Linked DNA regions of Homo sapiens: region 2 is linked to region 1. The links are chromatin loops, found by intact Hi-C in ENCODE. Cell type or tissue: Panc1. All regions are shown on one strand. Links, peaks and the distances in the headings refer to the core of each region. The heading gives the core; the rest is flanking DNA.

Region 1 (10,805 bases), core at 1,361-9,360:
GTTTTAAATGTATGTCTGGAACGTAGCAAATGGTCAGCAGAAGGTGGCTAGTATTGTATCCGTTAGTGAGATAACAACATACTGAAACTTGGGTAGTTAACACTTTCAAATACAGTGAGGCTATTGAGCAAAGGAAAATGAAATAAAATTGTATAATCTACCAGAAGCCAACCAACCCTCCTTTCCTCCCTCATTTCTTTCCTTCCTTCCTTCCTTCCTCTTACCTCCCTTCCTTCCTGTTTTTTTTAAAGCTTTTGATTGAGTTTGATGGCACCATAAAGAAAACAACTGTCAAAAGTATTCTAATATTTGAAATGAATTATCGATGGACTTTTATTACTGATATGGTTACTTAAACCATTGAAGAAGTATTATGTGTACAGACATGTAGTTTGATGAAATACTTAAAATTTAAAGTTAATTTTCTTAAGTAATTTGACCAAAACAAGTATCTTAAGTAATTTTGCTTCTTTGCCTATTCATTGAGTTACTGAGAAAATATTGCAGAACTTTCCATCGAACCATTTAGAATAATTTTTTTAAATAAAGTGTGTGGGTCTGCAAGGAATCACTTGGACAAGAATAAAGGCAGGAAATTTCCTGTAATTTTTAGTAGAATCATTGGGAATAATACATATTAATGTGTCTGATTCTAGCTTTACAACCATTGTGGTTTATGTCTGCCCCTGAAAATACACAGCATATGTTTGTTATATGGAAACAGAAAATTATTATTTTTAATTGATAGCCTCTGAACTAGCAGATTTTTAAGCTTGAGGTCATGGTGATGTGTTTACGCTTGGCTCTAATCTTCATTTACTGCAGGCCCCCTTTGTGGGACTTGGCATGTTCAATGAGAGCAAGTATTGCACCTTTATAAAAGAATAATGTGTCTAAACTAGCCACCTGCTACTGACATGTACATATTATGAAAACCAACACTGGCCCACATGTCCAGGGCCTAATAGTAATCAGCATGCAGATGCCAAAGATATTTAATACCCTCCTTATTGTAATTGTAATGTCTAACTACACACATTGAAGAGATCATTGTGGGGCTGAATCAAGGCAGACATAATGGAAGTATAAAAGTATGTAGTAATTTCTAGGGAAGATAAAATAATGGATACATTATGATAATAACGGATAAATTCACCCCACATACAAGGAAAGATTTTTTATATATGGAATGTAAGTTTCCAATGAAGATGTGTTTCTTAATGTAATATCTCTCAGAACAGTAAGAATATGTAATTTTTGCACAAAGATTGGGGAGGAATCTCATAAATATGTGTGAGATCAAATTGAAATTTGTGAACAGAATTTCTTGTATAAAAACAGATTAATATATGTACATCTTGATAATACTGGATATTTTCAAAGTAAAAGTCATATTGGAACAGAGTTTTGAAAACATATTGATTTTTCAAAACAACTATGAAGGTGATAAAGGACATGAAAAAAAGATACACAAATCTATTTCTGGCCTCAAGTCTGGTCACCATTTTTCAAATAAAATGTCATTTCCTCTAATTACATAGCCTATGGGCCATTTTAAGTTTCAATGTGCTGACAAGGGAAATTTTTCCATTTGTTTTGGAAAAAAATTGTTTTGTGGGAAGTTCTGATGGCCAAATATATTTTATATATTTTTTATATTTTTGTTTGTGTAGAGTACCACAATTAAAAATGATAGTAGCAAGCTACACACACACACACACACACACACACACACACACACATATTTTTTTTTTTCTGAGACTGAGTCTCACTCTGTCACCCAGGCTGAAGGGCAGTGGCACAATCTCGACTCACTGCAACCTCCACCTCCTGGGTTCAAACGATTCTCCCCGCTCAGCCTCCTGAGTAGAGGGATTACAGACATGCACCACCACACCAGTCTACTTTTTGTATTTTTAGTAGAGATGAGTTCTCACCATGTTGACCGAGCTGGTCTTGAACTCCTGACCTCAAATGACCCACCCACCTCGGCCTCCCGAAGTGCTGATATTACAGATGTTAGCCACTGTGCCCAGCCAAGCTATGTATTTTTAATGACATTTTTGAAGTTTTTAAAAATTTGCATCTTCAGTTGATTACTCATAATTGATATCTCTAATGTTTTATTTTCTTTCAAGTTTATTTTTTAAAGTTTTGCTGTTATTTAAAAATTTAAGATCATTGTCAGACATTAATGAGAAGATGGCATTTAATATTCATTGTGTTGCTTAAATAATTTTTATTCTGGCCTGGCACTGTGGCTCACGCCTGTAACCTCAGCACTTTGGGAGGCCAAGGTGGGTGGATCATGAGGCCAGAAGTTCAAGACCATCCTGGCCAAGATGATGAAACCCCATCTCTACGGAAAATACAAAAATTAGCCAGGCACAGTGACAGGTGCCTGTAATCCCAGCTACTCGGGAGGCTGAGACACGAGAATTGCTTGAACCTGGGCAGCAGAAGTTGCAGTGAGCTGAGATCATGCCACTTCACTCCAGCCTGGACAACAGAGTGAGACTTCATCTCCAATTAAAAAAAAAAAGAATTTTTATTGTGATATATAGTCTGTCACCAAGTATTTATGAAGCATCTACAAAGTGGTACATCTGGTTGCCAGACTTTTTAAGAGGAAGCAACAAGGCACAGATAAGTTAACTCAAAGGGATCAGCCCAAGCCCTAGTATGTATTGTGGGAAAACCAACATGGGTGATGTGGTGGGAAGGATGAGGGCAGGATGACCTGGTGGTTATGGTGGGTGACATCTGAGGTTAGGAAGAATTCTATAAATGTTTAGGGTGAGCAGAGGCTGTGAGAATATAAATCACTTGCTGTGTACTAAGGGGTACAAGGAGTTTGGAAATTAACCTAACATTATTGGAAAGTGTTTTGGGGTGTCTTCAACAAAGTGAAATGTGGCCTGATTTATACTTTCAGATGGCCAAGGTCCCCATGGTTTCTGTGTCCCTGAACTCCATGTAAGATTGCTGTCAGTGAATGGTGGCCTGGCTCATTCACAGCAGTGGAGACCTCAACAAGAGCTTTGTATTGAGATAGAGCCATGCAAGAGATGGCCACTGGCTCAACGGTATCCGGGGAAGAAAGGACCCAAGGATGGTCTTGAGCCTTTCGCCTGAACACCTGAGGGGATGGTTGTGCCCTTTGTTAATGCCAGGAAGGTGTGGGAGGTGAGAATTAAAAAGGAAAATGTGGATAAGAGGAAGAGGGTGATAATCATTTTGCTTAGGCCCATCAGCCATATTCTGTTTGCGATGGTAATTACAGTTCCAAATGGAGACGTTAAGTAGGAATTTCAATATTCAGGGTAAGTCTGGATCTCACACAGTAGTCAGAGCTGGGGATGTAAGCCCCCTCGTTAGTGGGGGCTCTGTGTCTGATGAAAATTGCCGAGAGAGAGGACAGAGGAAATAAGGGACCTGTGACAGCCTCAGGGGGCTCAGCTACAGGGGTCTGTAAGACACTAGCATAGCGGCCTGAGAAGGCAGGGGGAAAATCACCTTAGTTACCTGAACTGATAAACATTAGTAATAAATAAAAGTAAGTATGCTAGATTTTGCTCTTCAATGTGAATTCATGACCTAACTATAGAATGTTGATATGTGTCATATTTACATATTCATGTAAGTGTTAAGCTTTGCTTCCATCCCTCACCAAACAGAGTAATAGATTCTAGACCATCCCAAGGGTTAGAAGTTTTAATTTAAAAAAGTAAGCTTTAGTAAATATTCAAGGCTGATAAAAGTTGAACCCAAGAAATAAAGCAAGAAGATGTAAATGTACTCTGATATGGTTTGGCTCTGTGTCGCCACCCAAATTTCACCTTGAATTTTAACAATCCCCACGTGTCAAGGGCTGGACCAGGTGGAAATAATTGAATCATAGAGACAGTTTCCTCCCATGCTGTTCTCATGATAGTGAGTTCTCATGAGAACTGATGGTTTTATAAGGGGTTTCCCCCTTCGCTGATTGTCACTTCTCTCTCCTGCCACCATGTAAGAAGTGCCTGTTTTGCCTTCCAACATGAAGACACTGTAAGTTTCCTGAGGTCTCCCTAGTCATGTGGAACTGTGAGTCAATTAAACCTCTTTTCTTTATAAATTAGCTAGTCTTGGGTATTTCTTCACAGCAGCCTGACAACGGACTAATACATACTCCAAGCTGTTTCCTCCCCCAGCTGCTTTTCCATACGTGTTTGTGAGCATTTCCATTCAAATTAAAGATCAGGGAATGATGAAGAATTAATAAAGAGCAGAAGTAGGAGACCTAGAGGTGTGACTGTGGCTGTGTGGTGTGTGTATGACTGTGTTTGAATGTGTGAGTGTGTGTGTGAATGGTGTGTGTGTTTGTGAGTGTGTGTGTGGTGTATGAGTTTGTGTGACTCTGTGTGTGAGACAGCCTGTGGCTGTGCCCACACAGGCCAGCACAGAGCTGGGTGTTTTAGACGAAGCTCAAAATTAAAGAAGTTAAAATAATTTGAGGAAAGCAAGAAGCAAGAATGTCTGAAGAGAACAAGATGAGTGGACTGGGGAGGGGAGGTGAAGAGAGCCAGACCCTAAGTCCAGGGAACATGTGTTCCAGTGGTGTAATGAGTCTTTAGGAGAATATGATCAAGGATCACTTCGTTTTCCAATTTTTCGTGATGTAATATGATGACTTATTTGACGTTGAACAAATTACCAATGATAGTTTTATTAACCATAAATCATGGATAGTTGAAACATCAGTGTCTCAAATCTGCCTGTTTTTATTTCAATGTGTTTTAATATTTCTTGAATATTATTTAGCAGATTTCTGGATTTCAAAAAAAAAAACGAAATCTAATAGAATAAGCGTAGTGGATTCTGCATTAAAGTAGCTATTATAAATTAAAAACCTTTAAGTTACAGAATTGAAACAGTGTTAATCCACATGAGATAAACACTAAAATCGGAGGTACATCTATAACTAGACCTTTCACATTAAAAAACAATGTGTTCTATGATTCTTTATTAAATACATTATGTAAATCTACCTTTATTTTGAGTGTTGTGGCTTTATTTTATCTTCTCCTACATGACTAAAATATGTAAGAGATTTGTCGTCCCCTGCTACATAATTTGCTTATTTAAAGAATTAGTAATGTATAGGTTTAGGAGTTACTGCACATGCTTTCATGGTTTATTTTAATCATCCCCATGAGGGAGTCAAAAGCTCCTTCACTGAAGTCTGATGTAAGTTCGCCACCTTGTGGTAATAATGGGAATAGATGAGGGTTTAAAAACAGAATTCAAGAGTAATGAAGCAATAGAGCAAAGCAAAGGTGCTATGTAAAAACTATTTTCCTGATTTAAAAATCTGAAAGAGAAAATTAACTTTTTTGATTAACATTTCGTATTTTTTCATGCAAACTTATGAGTTATCCTTTAATTACAAAACTTTTTTGTGTGTTTTTAATGTATATATACATATACTTATACATAAAAGTATATATGGAAAATTTCTCCAAAAAAGGTAAATATAATTTCAGTAAATCCTAGAAATCATCACTGCCAACATTTTGGCTTTTGCATTTCTGAAATAATTTACATAAGTGCATTGGTATGTGAGTTTTCATAAATTAAAAAGTGTATTCTCAGTTTAGCCGGGCGTGGTGGTGCATGCCTGTAATCCCAGCTACTCTGGAGGCTGAGGCAGGAGTATCACTTGAACCCAGGAGGCAGAGGTCGCGGTGAGTGGAGATCGCGCCATTGCACTCCAGCCTGGGCAACAAGAGCGAAAATCAGCCTCAAAAAAAAAAAAAGTGTATTCTAATTTTTTACCCAACTTTACATGTTAATAATCTCCCACCCTATTCTATGTTCTTTTAAGAATTAAGAATTCCATCACTATAATGATTTCTGGACACAATGGAACACTTTGCCAAGTTTTAGTTTTTAAAATTTTAAGTGGTAAACAAGTAAGATTGGAAATATTTGGATTAAACAAAGTTAAACAGGCATATTTTACCTCATGACTTCTTTGAATCTTTCAGTGGGTGCAAGGCCCTGAGACTCACCAAAACTAACATACCATATTTCTTAGTCTTAAAGGTCCTCTCCTCAGCAAAATATTGTACTAAATTTTGTTTCCAAAGAATTTATTATAAAGTATTTGAATAAATGTTAACTGAAGATTATTTTATTGGAATTTTTAAATTAGAGTTAAGGTACCCATAGATAACATCAAAATCAGGATGTATCTACTAAATTACTGTGAAGATTTTGTTACTAAAATTATAAGCTGATACTGTCCCTGTTATCCAAGCCTCAATTCTATCGGATCATTTACATGTCTGCAAAAACATTTCTTTTAGATTGCAGCCCAAGGTTGAGAGCTATTCTGTTCTACATATGGCCTGGCTTGCTTTTCCAAGATGGGATCTGAATGTCTCTCTTAACAATTGGATGTTAGAAAATACCTGTTATCTTGATGGTCTCATTAAACTGTTAAAAAAAGAGTATCACAGCTAAATATCTTACACAGCTAAACCTTCCTCCTATTAAGTAGTACAAACACATTCCAATACGTATTTGTATTTTATTTAATATGCATAATTTATGTTTTCTGCTTTTCTTGTAGAATTGAAACATAGTATTTCATATTAGACTTGGTTGTAGCAAAGGCATATTCTCCAAGGTACAAAGATAACTAGGAGGTCTTAGCTTCAGAGAACTCCTTGACGCGACTTTCAAATATGCATTCTCGTGTAGTCTTAACAAGGGATCTGTGAATGATTTTCTTCACTTTACAAATTAGAAAATTTAATGTCAGTTAAGTCACGTTTATATCATACATCTTAACATTTTATATCATACATCTTAACATTTTATATCATACATCTTAACATTTTATGTCATACATCTTAACATTTTAAGTTTTTTGTTTTGTTTCATTTGCTTTTGTTTTGGTAACGGTGGTGGTAGTTCAAGAACAGGTAACATTCTTTTGTCATACACCATATGACAGTATCTGTTATGGTTTTTAAAGATCTATCACATTTAATTCTTAAATTTTATGTAATAGTTATAATTATCCCCATTATATAGATATAAACAGAAACTGAAAAAGTTAGTGAATTTGCTCAAGATCACGTAACTCACGTTGGAAAATCAGGCATATTGATTCCACAGTCTCTGCACAGTACTCTCCTAAAACGGTTTACAATTCTGTCTTGTAATGTTTGTATTCATGCTGCTGACACTATACGGCATTCTGTGCATTATTAAGTCGCTTGGGTAAGTATTATCTTTATCCCCATTTTACAGATGTGGTAACTGAGCAACTTACAGGTTAATCAGCTCAAGGGCAAAGAGTGTGAAAGAGGCAACCCTGGGAGTCAGAGACCAGGTGGCCAGGATGCAAGGGACTTAATCACTGCACACCACACACTCTTATAAACCTGCTTTTGCTCACGAGGAAGCAATCTGTCCTTAAGGATTATCGCTCCTGACAGCCCAAATCACAGCTGGGCTCTCTGTCCTGTTGGCAGGACTCTTCAATCCCAGGCTGATGTGTGTGGAGAAGTACTCTCTGAGCTGTGTTTAATCTACAGTCTATTGCACAGCCACAAATGAATGCTTTGCACAAATGCATATGTATTGGTGTATGTGGGAGGAGGAAACAGTGAAGAAAGGTTCATTTTGAAGTGTTGTAGTGTCTACTTTCTAGGTGAGTGCTTTAAATCAAGAGCAATGATATGCTTATACACAGGACATTATTTTGGCTGACTAGAATATTTTGCTTCATTAATAGAAATCAATTTCCATCTTCTTTGGGTCGTTAGATCTGGATGATAAAATGGTGATGTCAATAAACCCAATAAAGTGAAATCAAGTTAGTTGGAGGGTCTCGTGTCTAAATACAATTTCAAGTAGTTCAGTGACAAAAAGCAATAGCAAATCGTTCCATCTATGTTCTTAGTGTTTTAACGTCAATGGGAAGCTCTATTTGCTATTCTGATAGAAACAAGTATAAAGTTGCGTGTCCCCTCTTGTGACCCTGGAAACTGTGTGAGGTACTTGGCATTTGGATTGTTACTTCTTTGGCTGCCACTTTATTACAAATAAATTTTGACTTTCCTTGAAATCACTAGGAAATAAAGCAGCTGGTTTATAAGGGACAATAGCTTAAATGATGAATATTGAATCTCGTAAGTAGAATAAGTCTTATGTAAATTGGTCGAGGAATATGTGCTTTGTCAGAAATAGTGAAAGAAGCAAAGACAGGATGCTGAGTTTAGTTTCTGAGAATACATGCTGCCCATAGCCACTACATGCTGCGTTGGAGACCGTGGCCTTGATTGGAAGACCATGGCCTTGAAGGTTAGTTCTCAACCAATAAACACATTTGTCAGAGTCTTCTGCTCTCTGGAATACTAAGGTATGCAACCCAGTCAGAGTTAACCTTTTGCTAAGTAATATTAATCAGTTAAAATATCTGTTGAATATTTACTACAAGCCTAGTAAGCTTAAGCCATTATGAGCGATTAAACATAAACATTAATTTTTAAAAAAGCATAGTCACAAGCCTCAAATATATACAAAAAAGATGATAAAATATACTCTTAAAACTTTAAAAATTACATGTGAAATAGGACTTAAGGAACAGCTAAGTTTTCTGATAGATTGGAATAATATTGTAAGACTGTTTAAGACAGGTTTATAGATTATAGGGTTCCGATGTGATTTGGATGGCAGAGTGGAGAAGGGGTATCTGGGGCAGGTAGAAGGAGGGAGTGGTGTGTGGACACGGTGCCGGATAGGTCAGGAGTGTGCTAGGAGCAATGGGCTACACACATTGGTGCACCGAGTGCACGCAAGTCGTCGAAAGAGCAATGAGAATGTAGGCTTGATTTGGTCTATTGGTGCCATTGTAGTTCTTAACCAGGAGAGAAATGAGAGTCTTTAGTGCATCATTGCATATATGCATTTCTGAGAGAGAGATTCAGACAATAACGAGGAAATTCGGAACCCAATATAATATTATACTTTGGGTGTCTATAAAACAAAATTTATTTTTGCCAAAGGTATGTACAATTTTATACATTGCTACTTTTTTGTTTGTTTGTTTTTGTTTGTTTGTTTTGAGATAGGGTCTTTCTCTGTCACCCAGACCCAGGCTGGAGTACAGTGGCGCAATCTCGGCTCACTGCAACCTCCACCTCCCAGGTTCAGGTGATTCTCCTGCCTGAGCCTCCCGAGTAGCTGGAATTGCAGGCATGTGCTACCATGCTCAGCTAATTTTTATATTTTTAGTAGGGACGGGCTTCACCATGTTGGCCGGGTTGGTCTCGAGCTCCTGGCCTCAGGTGATTCGCCCACCTCAGAGTCACTAAGTGCTGGGATTACAGGCGTGAGCCACCACGCCCAGCCTCTACATTGCTTCTTAACCATATCAGGATTTGCTTACTTGTTTTTATTTTTCATTTGCACAGCAATTCTTTATTAGCAAAAGTAAGGAAGAAAATACATGGAGAAATACCTAGGATATTACAAACACCCCCACCCCCCTCCTCCACACACACACACACACACACACACAAAGAAAAAAAAAGCACCACAAACAAAAGGGAGGCTAACTCCTAATTAACTGGCATATTTGCATAATTATTTAATGTGAAAAAGCATGTTAAAATGTGATTTATTGACATTCCTGAATTACTTATTGCATTCTTGGTAAAACCACTAATATGTAGTAACTGATCCTGGAACATTGATAGTTTCACAACTACCAAGCAGCAGAAACAGACACAATCCCATTTGGATTATTTGGAATTCAAATTTCAGTGCTCTTACCAACATACTAATGCACTTCACTCGATTACCAGAATGCAATGTTATTTTTATTTATATGTTTAAATTTTAAACTACCCCTTCCTATTTAATAATTATAATAATTTTTCCAACTCATAGAAGGTCGGTAAATATATAATTTTTAAAGGTATTTCCTACTTGATGGGTAATTATACTTTCAAAACGTATACTACAATTTGTTAGGTAATAAGTATTTTAAGCATTTTTACAAAAGCATTTTACAACCATTCTAATATAAACTTTGCCAAAATCTCCTTTATATGCTGCATACAAATTTTGACAACATTCACTATCTAATTAACAGACCTTATCAATTCTGCAAAAGCCATTATAGTCAGCTACAGAAATTCAAATTTAGTTGCTTACTAAAGAGCAGGTCTTTACAATAATATACTGGATTGTTAAATTTTACATTATGAAAGGTTTATACAGAACAGTACTTAACAAATCATTAGCAAAATAAAGTGTTAAGCGTGATACTTTTTTTTTCAAAATGACTACTACATATTTTCTACTCTTAATTTTCATTTTCCAAAATTACTATTATATGCTTTTTACTCTTTAACCAGGAACATAAAGTCAAAATGAACAGAGAGGGAACTGTTTGGGTTGGGGGAGGAGGTAGGGGATGAAGAACCAGGAAGAATCACATTGCTTGAATTAGCTATTTCTTTGCCTTACTTTTGGTTTTCAGAATTTGAGTGTTTTTTTTTAAAGGATTTCTCTCGGAGTATTAAAATACAGTAAGTTGCCTTAAGTATATTAAATTGCAAAGTATTGTTTTGACAGTTGTGGTTAGTGTAGCAAATATAGTAAAGAAGCTAACTCTAAAACTTATGTAATATACAGTTTTGAAAGTGAAAAATAAACTCATTATAACATGACTGCAGTGTCTAAATAGTACTGATCATTAATATATCTTCATTTGTCAATCATTGGAAATTCATATGTTTCAT
Region 2 (10,805 bases), core at 1,146-9,145, 370 kb before region 1:
ACTCTATAAATGTCTTATCAACCAAGAATCATATATTTTTATATAAAAAAAAGATGCCTTACAGGGTAGAAAAGATGGAAGAAAAACAGAAAGATAGTGTATTGAAATAACTAAATTGAAGTTTATTATTTACAGTTATATTAAGTTGAAGTTTATTATTGTTACAATTGTTATGAAAAGCTATATGCATTACAGACACTGAAATTAATGCCGTGTATTCCCATCAGCTTCTCAGAACTCTTTCATCACAAGGTAGAATGACAGGATGCGACATTTATTTGGCTAAATTAATTTTCTAGACATTTTAAAATCATAACTGAATGTTGTCACTTCTCATATTGATAACTTCAATGTACAATTGGAGTTTGCAGATACAAATACAAGTAAGTTGTCCCAAACCATAAAACAAACCTCAAACATTTAACTCTTCAAATATTTATCCTGGTTTCAGTGTTTAATGACACTCCTGCAATGTGTCAGCTACTGCAAATCAACACTCTATCACACAGTGTATACGGTTTTAAGACAAATAGCTAAAAATCATGCATGGATAAATAGCAAAACTGGCATAAATAGCTCATTGTTACAGCAAACCTTTAATGAAAGAGAAAAGTAGAATGATGGTTACCAAAGTCTGGGAAGGGCAGTAGTGAGGGGAGGGGAGAAGGGGTTGTTTAATGGGTCGAAAAATACAGTTAGATAGAAGTAATAAGATCTGGTGTTCAGTAACAGAATAGAGTGACTATTCTTAACAATAATTTGCTGCATATTTCAAAGTAACTAAAAGAGTGGAATTGGAATGTTCCTAATAGAAAGAAATGATAAATGCTTGAGGTGATGAATGTCTCCATTATCCTGCTTTGATCACTACACATTGTATGCTTGAATCAAAATATCACATGTACCCCATAAATATGTACACCTGTTATGTATTCACACTAATTAAAATTTTAAAAAAATAATAAAAGAAGAACCTCGGAAAAAAAGACAGAAGAGTACCATATTCAATTTTCAAAGCACAACAATTAAACTTTGTAAATGAATTAATTCTGTGGAAAACAAGAAGTTAATATCTCAGTTTTTGAATTCTTCATATTCTATTCTATTTGAATGCATTACATCTTAGGTCAATAACAGGAGGAATTATACTCAAATACCTACAGAATAGAGGAATTTGACAAATACTGGCCTGTAATTTCTAAACTATAGCTTAAAGCAACTCTGAGGAAACTCTGAAGAAAATAAAATATGATCTACATGTGTATTTTGAATTTTTAAAATTTCTTTTTAAGTAGTAAAAATCTTCAATTCAATTTAAAATATATAATTCAATATATAAATTGTCACTCAAAATGTAATTAATGTGATATATTAATAATGAAATATTTTATATTATTTTTTCATATTGTTTTAAAAATCTGACAGCCTGAGGAACATAGTGAGAACTCATTTCTACAAAAAAAATTTTAAAAATTAGCTGGGCATGGTGGTGCTTACCTGTAATCTCAGCTACTCAGGAGACTGAGGTGAGGGAATCACTCGAGCCCAGGAGTTTAAGGTTACTGTGAGCTATGATCACACCATTGTAGCCTGGGAGACAGAGTGAGATTCTGTTGCTAATAAAAATTTGAAAATAAAAGTAAAATACTTATTGCACACTTTAATATTTATCATTCACTTAAAATACTTGATCTGTATGTAAATTTTATAAATTCATAGTCAAAATTTGTTGATTCACATACCTATTTTGCTGCAAACATAATTAAAAGTTTCCCAATGACTCAAAGTGCCAGTTTTTTCTTTAAATTTAAATTTAAGTAAAATAAAATGAAAATATAAGCTCTTCAGTTGCCCTAGCCACAGTTCAAGTGGTCCATGGTCACTACTATTGGACACCATAAGTTCAGAGTATGCAAACAATGGCTATAAAAAGGTTCATGATACATTCTGATACAAATATTCAAATAATGTCATCTACAACAAATTTTTATTTTAAAATAATGTGGTAAGTTGTTAAGAAATGACATTAGTCACAGATTTTGATTGTTACTTAATCTGCTTTGATATATTTGATTGTGAACACTTAAAGATTTTTAAATGCTGATATTTAGTTATCTTTAAAAGCTACTTAGTATTAAACAATTTGCAAAACCTAAATTCCCAACATTGAATTTCCTAATATAGGACTGTATATTCTTAAAATTTTATTCACATTTTAAGAAAATATACTATATACACATTGTTACTATTGGGTAAAAGTTCATTTAAGTGACATTTTATTCAACAGAAATCCTATGAAGCAAAGAATCTTTCTTTATTGAGTTTAAAGAACACAATAAAAATTATAGATTCTGTGAACAGCTCAGTTTTGAGACACAGAGGCAATGTATTGGCATTAAAGTAGAAGTTCTATCTTATTGAGGATAACTTTGTATCATAGCTGTCTTTTATTCTTAGTTTCATATTAAATTTGAAGAGTGTAGCTTCAAAGATACATTTGGACCTAGGACTTTGAGAGGCTGAGGTGGTTGGATTGCTTGAGGCCAGGAGTTTGAGACCAGCCTGGGCAGCATAGAAAAACCCCGTCTCTACTAAAAACACAAAAATTAGCCAGACATGGCGGCATGCTCCTGTAATCCCAGCTACTTGGGAGGCTGAGGTGGGAGGATTGATTGAGCATGGGAGGCGGAGATTGCAGTGAGCTAAGATCACACCACAGCTTCAGCCTGGGAGACTGAATGAGACCCCGTCTCAAAAAAAAAAAAAAAAAAAACAAGAAAGAAAGAGAGAAAGAAGACAGAAGATGAAAGACAGAAAGAAGACATTTGGAAATTTTGTAAAGAGAAGTGTATACTAAAATATTGTTTCTGGAAATATTAGACTGTTGGGTTAGAGCAAAACTACTTGCTTAAAATTATAAGAAATGCTAGATAAATACTTTAATTTTTAATTGTGTGAATATATGACTAAGCTCATTTAAAAAAGGGTAAATATTTAGGGACCAAAAACAAAGACGAAGCTGAAAGTCCTTTAAGTACTTGATATGGTTTGGATTTGCGTCCCCACCCAAACCTTTTGTCCAATTTTAATCCCCAGTGTCGGAGGAGGGGTCTGGTGGGAGGTGATTGGATCATGGGGGCAGACTTCCCACTTGCTGTTCTTAGGATAGTGAATGAGAGCTCAAGTGATCTGATTGTTTAAAAGTGTGGGGCACCTTCCCTGTCACCCTCTTTCTCCCTCTCCAGCCACGTAAGACGTGCCTCCTTCTACTCCACCTTCTGCCATGATTGTAAGTTTCCTTGGGCCTCTCCAGCTATGCTGCTTGTATAGCCTGCAGAACTGTGAGTCAATTAAACCTCTTTTCTTTATAAATTACCCAGTCTCAGGTAATTCTTTTTTATTTATTTATTTTTATTTATTTATTTTTTATTATACTTTAAGTTCTCGGTAGTTCTTTATAGCAATGTGAGAATGGACTAATACCGTACTGTACTGAAAACTGTGGCTGCTGTGTAGGTCTTTAGCAGGGTTGGTTACAGTCTTGGTGTTTTGCAATTGGTCCACACATTCTTTGAAATTCCCTTCAAAATGTGAGGCCTCCCTTCCCCATGAGATAGCTTATTGCCCTGTTTAACTTCTTTTTATCAATCACCATAATGTCAAATCATCTATACTATCTGTTTATTTGAGGCAGAAACTTTGTCCTATTTATCACTGGATCCCATTACAGAGAAATGCATTCTGAAATGAATTAATGTAGCCATGTACTTGTAAACACATATTTTATGCCTATGCATATATAACAAAATATTGATGTTTAATCTTACAGTTAAATACATACCTTTAAATAAACTTATATTTTAATGTGTTATATATATATATTATATACATATAAATTGTCAATTAACCATATTACAGATAATGCTGCATTTTGATACTCCTGGTGTTAATTTAACGAAAGAATGCAAAATACTATTACTATAAAGATTAGAGTTCATTAGGAAAATTAAAAATAAATGTGAATAACATGCAACCTAACTTTGCCTGTGTTTATATATTATTTGGCCTACCAAACCGCATATGATTAAAATAATACAACGATTTAAATAATACCTTGACATATTTTATCAAGGCATTTAAGCATCTGAGAAATACTACTGAATAGATTTGACTCGATGCATTTTCTGTAGAATCTATAGGACAAGGCAATAATTATACCTTATAATTTCACTTTTCTTCCAAATTCATACCGTTATTATGCCAAGTCCGTTTATACTTTCTACATAATGAGTTTGCTGTGACAAGCCTCCTCTTGGAACTTAGGCTGTAATGCATTTACTGGCTGCAACATGAAACTTATTTTACTTTCACAGCACTTTTTCCTATTAAAGTGCACATTTGTCTGTGGATCCTGCTGGGTCCCATGATTTATGAATATAATTCTGACAGATGACTGTATTGTGTTTATATTTGAAAGTGAATTAGCAGTTAGAATAATTATAATGTTAGCATAATTGCAACTTAGGTCTATTTAATAAAATTTCACTTTGAAAATAACTGTTTGAGCTTCACCTCAAAGTGTCTATCTCAGCAAGGAATCTTTAGCGAATCATAGCATACATTACTTCGTTAATTTGGTGTCACTCTTAGAAGGCTTTCCAAACCTGCCCAATTTTTCATGTTACAAGATTTTACTAAAGGACTTGTCGCTACCTTGCTGGTCACTACAGGCAAGGCAAAGACATGCCCACAGTATCAAATGCGGGACTTCCACGTTGCACATCTCTACGGCGTGATTTTAAAAGCATGCCTTTCCCCTTCAGTAAAGAAAGGCACAGAGATACCTGTAGGAATGGCAACGCAGGAGCTCTGGAGTAGAATCTTTCTAGAACTACAAAATGATGACATGACGACTGTAACATAAAGACTATTTATATTGCAGATAAAGTCTCCAAAATTAAAAGAAAAAAGTGTTTAGGCAATTCTCCTCTGTTTATCATAAGATAATGCTAGGTTAGTGAAAGACAACAGAGAAGTCAGCATATGCTAACAAAGGAAATTGGAAGCAAGCAAAGAACGACACTTGTAAAATAACTCCACATTTGATGAAAAAAGACTGTATTTAAAACAATTTTTTCATTCAATGATATACTAGAAATTGAATTATTAGTAAAATTCAGTTTTTTCTTTCTTCCTAATACTTAAAAATCCACTTATTCACCTAATTTAGTACCCTTAATATTTTTCCAGTAATATTATTGGAAAGAAAACACTAGATAATATGGCTTCATGAGAGATAATAGTTTTAAAAATTCTCATCAAAAGAATTACAAAGCCAGGTAGGCAGTAAATAGCAACAGCTTTAAACTGCTCTGTAGAATATATCCATAAAAACAAAATGGCCCTTTGAATGTAAAAGTTTGTGGTATAAGGGATACTCAATATAATATAAATTAAAATGAATAAATTTAAATAATTTTTCTCTTGAATTTCTGTACTAATAGAAACAAATATGCATACTTAAATCAGAAGTATAACTAACTAATTAACCCTCAATTCATTTTCTGAATATGTGTATGCCTGATATTTGGAGAACTTTTTTTCCAATATGATAAAGCCGTCATAAAATCCCTACTTTAAAAAATTTATATAAATTGTTGTGGAAGGAGTGCAATTTTGTTACATATGTGGTGGTCACGTCAGGAGTTTAGGGTATTCCTCACCTGAATAACGTACATTGTATTCAGTAAGTAATTTCTCAGCTTCCACTTCTTCTCACTTGTGCCCTTCCAAGTCTCCGGGGTCCATCATCACACTCTCTACATCCAGTTGTACACCGTTTGTAACACCCTCTTATGAGTGAGAACATGTGATATTTGTATTTCTGTAACTTTCATGGTTACTTTTAATTTTCAGTCTTCTTCTACTGTCTCCTTCTAAGAAGTATATGCTCTGCCACTAGATGGTGATATAAAGTTAAAGCAGCTTTAGTGTCCCTGTAAAGACAAAAACTCTAAAAAAGTATATAGCCAACAAAGCTAGTTTTAAATGAAATACTGCATTAATTTAATTTGCATTCATCTCCCCAAATCTTAACTAATGATTAAGACAAATTCAAATTGTATATTCATTATGTGTTTATTTGTGACTTAGAATGGATTTCCTATAGAAATTATATTTTGGAACATTAATTAGTTTGCATGTCTATAAAAACTATATATATATTATAGTTGAATTATCCATACCTGCATACTGATACTTAAGTGTACATAATACTACAAAAGATGGCTCTTCAACATGAACCCGTTGTAATTACAAAGAGAAATAGATCAAGTTTCAACTAGAACAGCAGAGCTGCCCAACAGCAGAGCTGCCTCATAGACAGATTCTGGTCAAAAACACTTCTTGACAGCCTCTACTCTTTTCTAAGCACAAAGGCAGTCCAGGAGCATTGTTACAATATCCTTAGTTCTCTTCTTGCCCACCCTAGGGGACTAGAACACCGTATCAGGCAATAAAAATGAGTGGTAGAAAATATATAGCTATATAATTAAAGTGTTTAAATTAAAAATATTCAATTTGTACTAATATTATTTAAGATACCTGCTAGACTATAAACATGTTTTTTAGAAAAGAAAAAAAATTAACATTCTTAACTTATAAATAGTTCCCACAAATAGACAAGGGAAAAGAAAACCAACCAAAGTAAAAACTGAATAAAGTAAATGAAGAGGCAATTTACTAAATCCACAGTTGTCTATTAAACATGTAAAATTATGTTGGTACTCACTAGTCACTAGAAGCATGGAAAAACTAAAAATTATCTTGTTTTACCCAACAGATTGATAATATACAATGTTGACAAAATATTGAGAACAAATATTGCAAAAGCTTTTTGGGAGAGCAATTTGATTGTATTTATTAAAATTTGCTTAACAATTACACATCTGCATGAGAGATCCTACAGAAATATTAACTTCGGTGCACACACAGACACACAAAAGGATATTATGCAGCATTTGCTAATGGTGCAACAAAAACAGCAAGCATATTCATCAGTAGAAGGATAGCTCAAATGTGGGTAAGACACTTTGCTGAAATTAAATAGAATAGAGTTGATTAATAAAATAACACCAAATGACAATCTCCAAAATGCATCAAATGAAGAATTACAGTGAGTTTTAGAAACATATCTATGATATTATCATATTTATCTAAACGAAAAATATGTATCTCAATCGTATTTTTGAATTTACCAATTCTAAGCATAAATGGACAGTAAAAGGTCTGGAGGGATGCACGCTGTTTCCAACAGAAGAAAAAGAAGGAAGTGGGACAATGACACTGAAGGGGGACTTTTATTATTTACTCTTAAGAACTTTATATGGTGGAAATCTTTATATTGTTGATTTTTTTTCTTCATTTTTAAATGTTTTGTTTCGTTTCGTTTTGTTTTTTTTAGACGGAGTCTCGCTCTGTCTCCCAGGCTGGAGTGCAGTGGTGCGATCTCAGCTCACTGCAAGCTCCGCCTCCCGGGTTCACGCCATTCTCCTGCCTCAGCCTCCCGAGTAGCTGGGACTACAGGTGCCCACCACCACGCCTGGCTAATTTTTTGTATTTTTAGTAGAGACGGGGTTTCACCGCGTTAGTCAGGATAGTCTCGATCCCCTGACCTCGTGATCCTCCCGCCTTGGTCTCCCAAAGTGCTGGGATTACAGGCGTGAGCCACCGCGCCCGGTCTTAAATGTTTATTGTTTGATTACCAAAAAGATAACTTTAACTTGTTACAGGACGTGACAAACAGATTCACATTCAACATTATGTAATTGCTCAAAAACTGGGAGATAATAGTTGTATTTTCATACATTTATAATTGAACAGTCTATATTTTATAGAACATTAGTAAAATTTCTTAAAGTTTGCACAATAACAATTGACAACAATCCTGGTGTGCCCAGTTGACTAAGATGTCATCTTGATGTTTATAAACTATAATCAGAACCATTTCATGATGATGATATTCTGAAATATAAACAAATTTAAATTGTCTAAGTTATGGTCATTTTAGCACTAAGGTATATTAATTTTTTAATTTTTTTTAAATGTTGACTAGGAATAAGGTTCTATAATGAAGTAAATTGTCCAAAGATTAACATTGCAAGAATCTGATAACAATTTTGGTAATACAGACATCATTGTCATTAGCTTTGAAGCCCTTTGTCTCTTCTGCCTTAGGAGGATTCCTTTACAATCGTGCAGATCATTGAAATGTAATGTCAGAACTTTTTCTGTTTTTGTTCTTTTCATTTATTCAGATAATTCAATTCATTCAAAAATATTATTTTTCTGGGCACCCTGCTAGATGCTTGTCAGGTAATCAGGACAATGAGGCAAAATTCCTGTTTATAGGGATCGTCTTTTTGCCTGTGGTCCACACGTATGCTCACTCTTACATGCTAGAAGCATGAACAACAGTAAAACAGATAACCTTATTGACTTTGTTATAATAATAACAATAACACAATTTTATGTGAGAATTAGATGATTTTACATAAAATAAACATTTTTATTCCTTAGAAAAAGAAGTGGTGTTCACATTGCGCTAATTATTCATTGTATTTACTTTATATTTTGTATTTCTAAATATAGTTTTCTTTTGCTTGTTTGTAACTGAAAATAATTTGATTCATATTAAAATTATTTTTCAGTAGCTTTATTTGTTGAACCAAAATTTTACTGAAAAAATGTCAGTACATGTAGACATAAGTCATTCATTTTCACAGTGGTGTTACAATTTTATGAACTTGTAATATTATTTTTCATTCTATTATTACCAGTTTTTATTGTTACTTGTTTTCATCGTCAGATTTTTTGACACATGGTGTGTTTAGAAACACTCTCCTACCTGTTTCCTGGGGGCATGTTTACAACTATTCATGAAATAATGGAATGGTTGGCTTACAGGATTGGTTCCTCTTCGGCGTGGCTAGATAATGGCAAATTGTTTTCAGGTTGTGTGTGTGATGTAGATTCAGAGCAGTGATATGTAAACAGTTGTGATTGCTGCAAATCCTTTCATGCACTTGATAATTCAGAAACACTAGTAATTGTCAATCTGTGAGCATGAACTATTGCCTCATGTGGTTTTAATTTGCATTTCCCTGATTAATAATGAAGCAGTGCAAGTTTTTGTATGTTTATTGACCACTTTTGTTTCCTTTCCTCTAAAATTCAAGTGTTTTGTGTGATTGCGTGCGTGTGTGTGTGTGTGTGTGTGTGTGTGTGTGTGTGTGTGTGTGTGGTTAAAGACTCACTGGCATGTTTATCTATTCAGAAGAAGAGTAAATATCAGTTTTATGGGATGAAAATATCTTTTGTAAATGTGTGACTTTTATTTCCATTTAATTTATGGTCTACATTAAGGAGCAGAATTTCTTAACATTAATATTCTCAAACATTTCCTTCTTTTCTTTTGTGGTTTATGCTTCTTGAGCTGCCATGTATTAGAAATGCTTTCCTATCCAAAGGAGTAAGGATATTCTTCCATATTATTTTTAAAATATTTTATTATGCTTTTGACATTTACAATTAGATCTTTAATAAAGCTGAAGTTGAATTTGTGATTTAAGATAGAAGTTCTGTTGTTTCTCCATATGGATGGTGTATTAATGTGAACCACTTTATTAAACATCCATGCTTTCCTGCCTTGCTAGGCAACATCATATCTTTTCAATGGCATTTTCAAATGGGAGTGGTATTTTGGTGAGTCCATTTTTCCCTTCCATTACTGAATCTTCCCTTTCTACACCAAATACCCTCTATCCTAATTACCAGAGCTTTATATAAGTAATCATAAATAATGAGTAAAGTAGTTTCATGTAGCTGTATTTGTTTCCTGGGGCCGCTATAAAAATGTACCACTCTGGGTGGCTTAAACACCAGCAATTTATTTTCTCACAGTCTGAAGGCTAAAAGTCCAAGATCAAGGGGTCCACAGGGTTGTTTTCTTCTGAAGCCTCTCTCATGTTGATGTCCATCTTCTCCCTGTGTCTTCAGCTGGTCTTTCTTCTGTACATTTCTGTAACCTAATCTCTTGTCACGAGGACAACAGTCATATTGGATTAGGCCCACCTCGGGACTTCACTTCACTGTATCCTAAATACTTCTTTAAGACCACCATCTCCAAATACAGTCACATTCTGAGCTTCTGGATTTAGGATGTCAACCTATGAATATTAGGAGGACACAATTCATCTCCTGACAGTAGCCCTATGAAAACAAAACCTTTTAATCTTTCCAATTCTTATGTATTTTGTTTCCCTTTCTCAATTCCACCCCTATTCCATGGTCACCACTATTCTGACTTCTAAAACTATTTTATTTGCATGTTCTTTTGCCTGTAATATTTTGTAGCTACTTTTGCTCATCACAATATATTTGAGAGTGAGAGTCAGTCATGTTATTCCATGGGTCAATAATTTATTCTTTTTATTGCTGTATGGTATTCTATTCTCTGAGTATACTAATGACCAAATGGGCTGCTAGTCAATTCCTCTGATGAATATTTGGGTTATTTCTAGTTTTAAGCTAGATGAAGTTGCTATGAACATTTTAATATTGGTTTTTGCTAAGAACTGAATTGTGTCCCCATAAAGTTTATAGGTTTAGACCCTCAATGTGAGTATTCGAAGGTAGGGTTTATCCTGAGGTAATTAAGGTTAAATCAGTTCATAAGGGTGGGGCCCTGGCCTGATAGATTAGTGTCTTAGTGCATTTTGTGTTGCTATAAAAGAATTCCTGAGACT

What was found. Hi-C counts contacts between places; a loop is a spot of excess contacts. Peaks named below come from ENCODE experiments on the same cell type or tissue, not always from the same donor. Only the 100,000 strongest peaks of a DNase experiment are listed, where the experiment ranks them.
Region 2: a loop joins it to region 1, with 11 times the contacts of the local background. A loop is called at or near these places in 42 of 110 quality-filtered maps.

The regions. Positions count from the first base shown.
Region 1 is chr18:72,757,158-72,767,962 of GRCh38, reverse strand. All of the region lies in intron 7 of NETO1 (neuropilin and tolloid like 1), which reads left to right. Among named protein-coding and RNA genes, the nearest start is that of MIR548AV, 91 kb to the left of the region's middle. In Panc1, for the core only: CTCF peaks have their summits at 5,032 and 5,246 (motif pointing left); a DNase peak (open chromatin) is centred at 5,212.
Region 2 is chr18:73,131,483-73,142,287 of GRCh38, reverse strand. No RefSeq gene overlaps it. Among named protein-coding and RNA genes, the nearest start is that of LINC02864, 130 kb to the left of the region's middle. In Panc1, for the core only: no CTCF peak of the experiment used is centred there; a DNase peak (open chromatin) is centred at 5,962.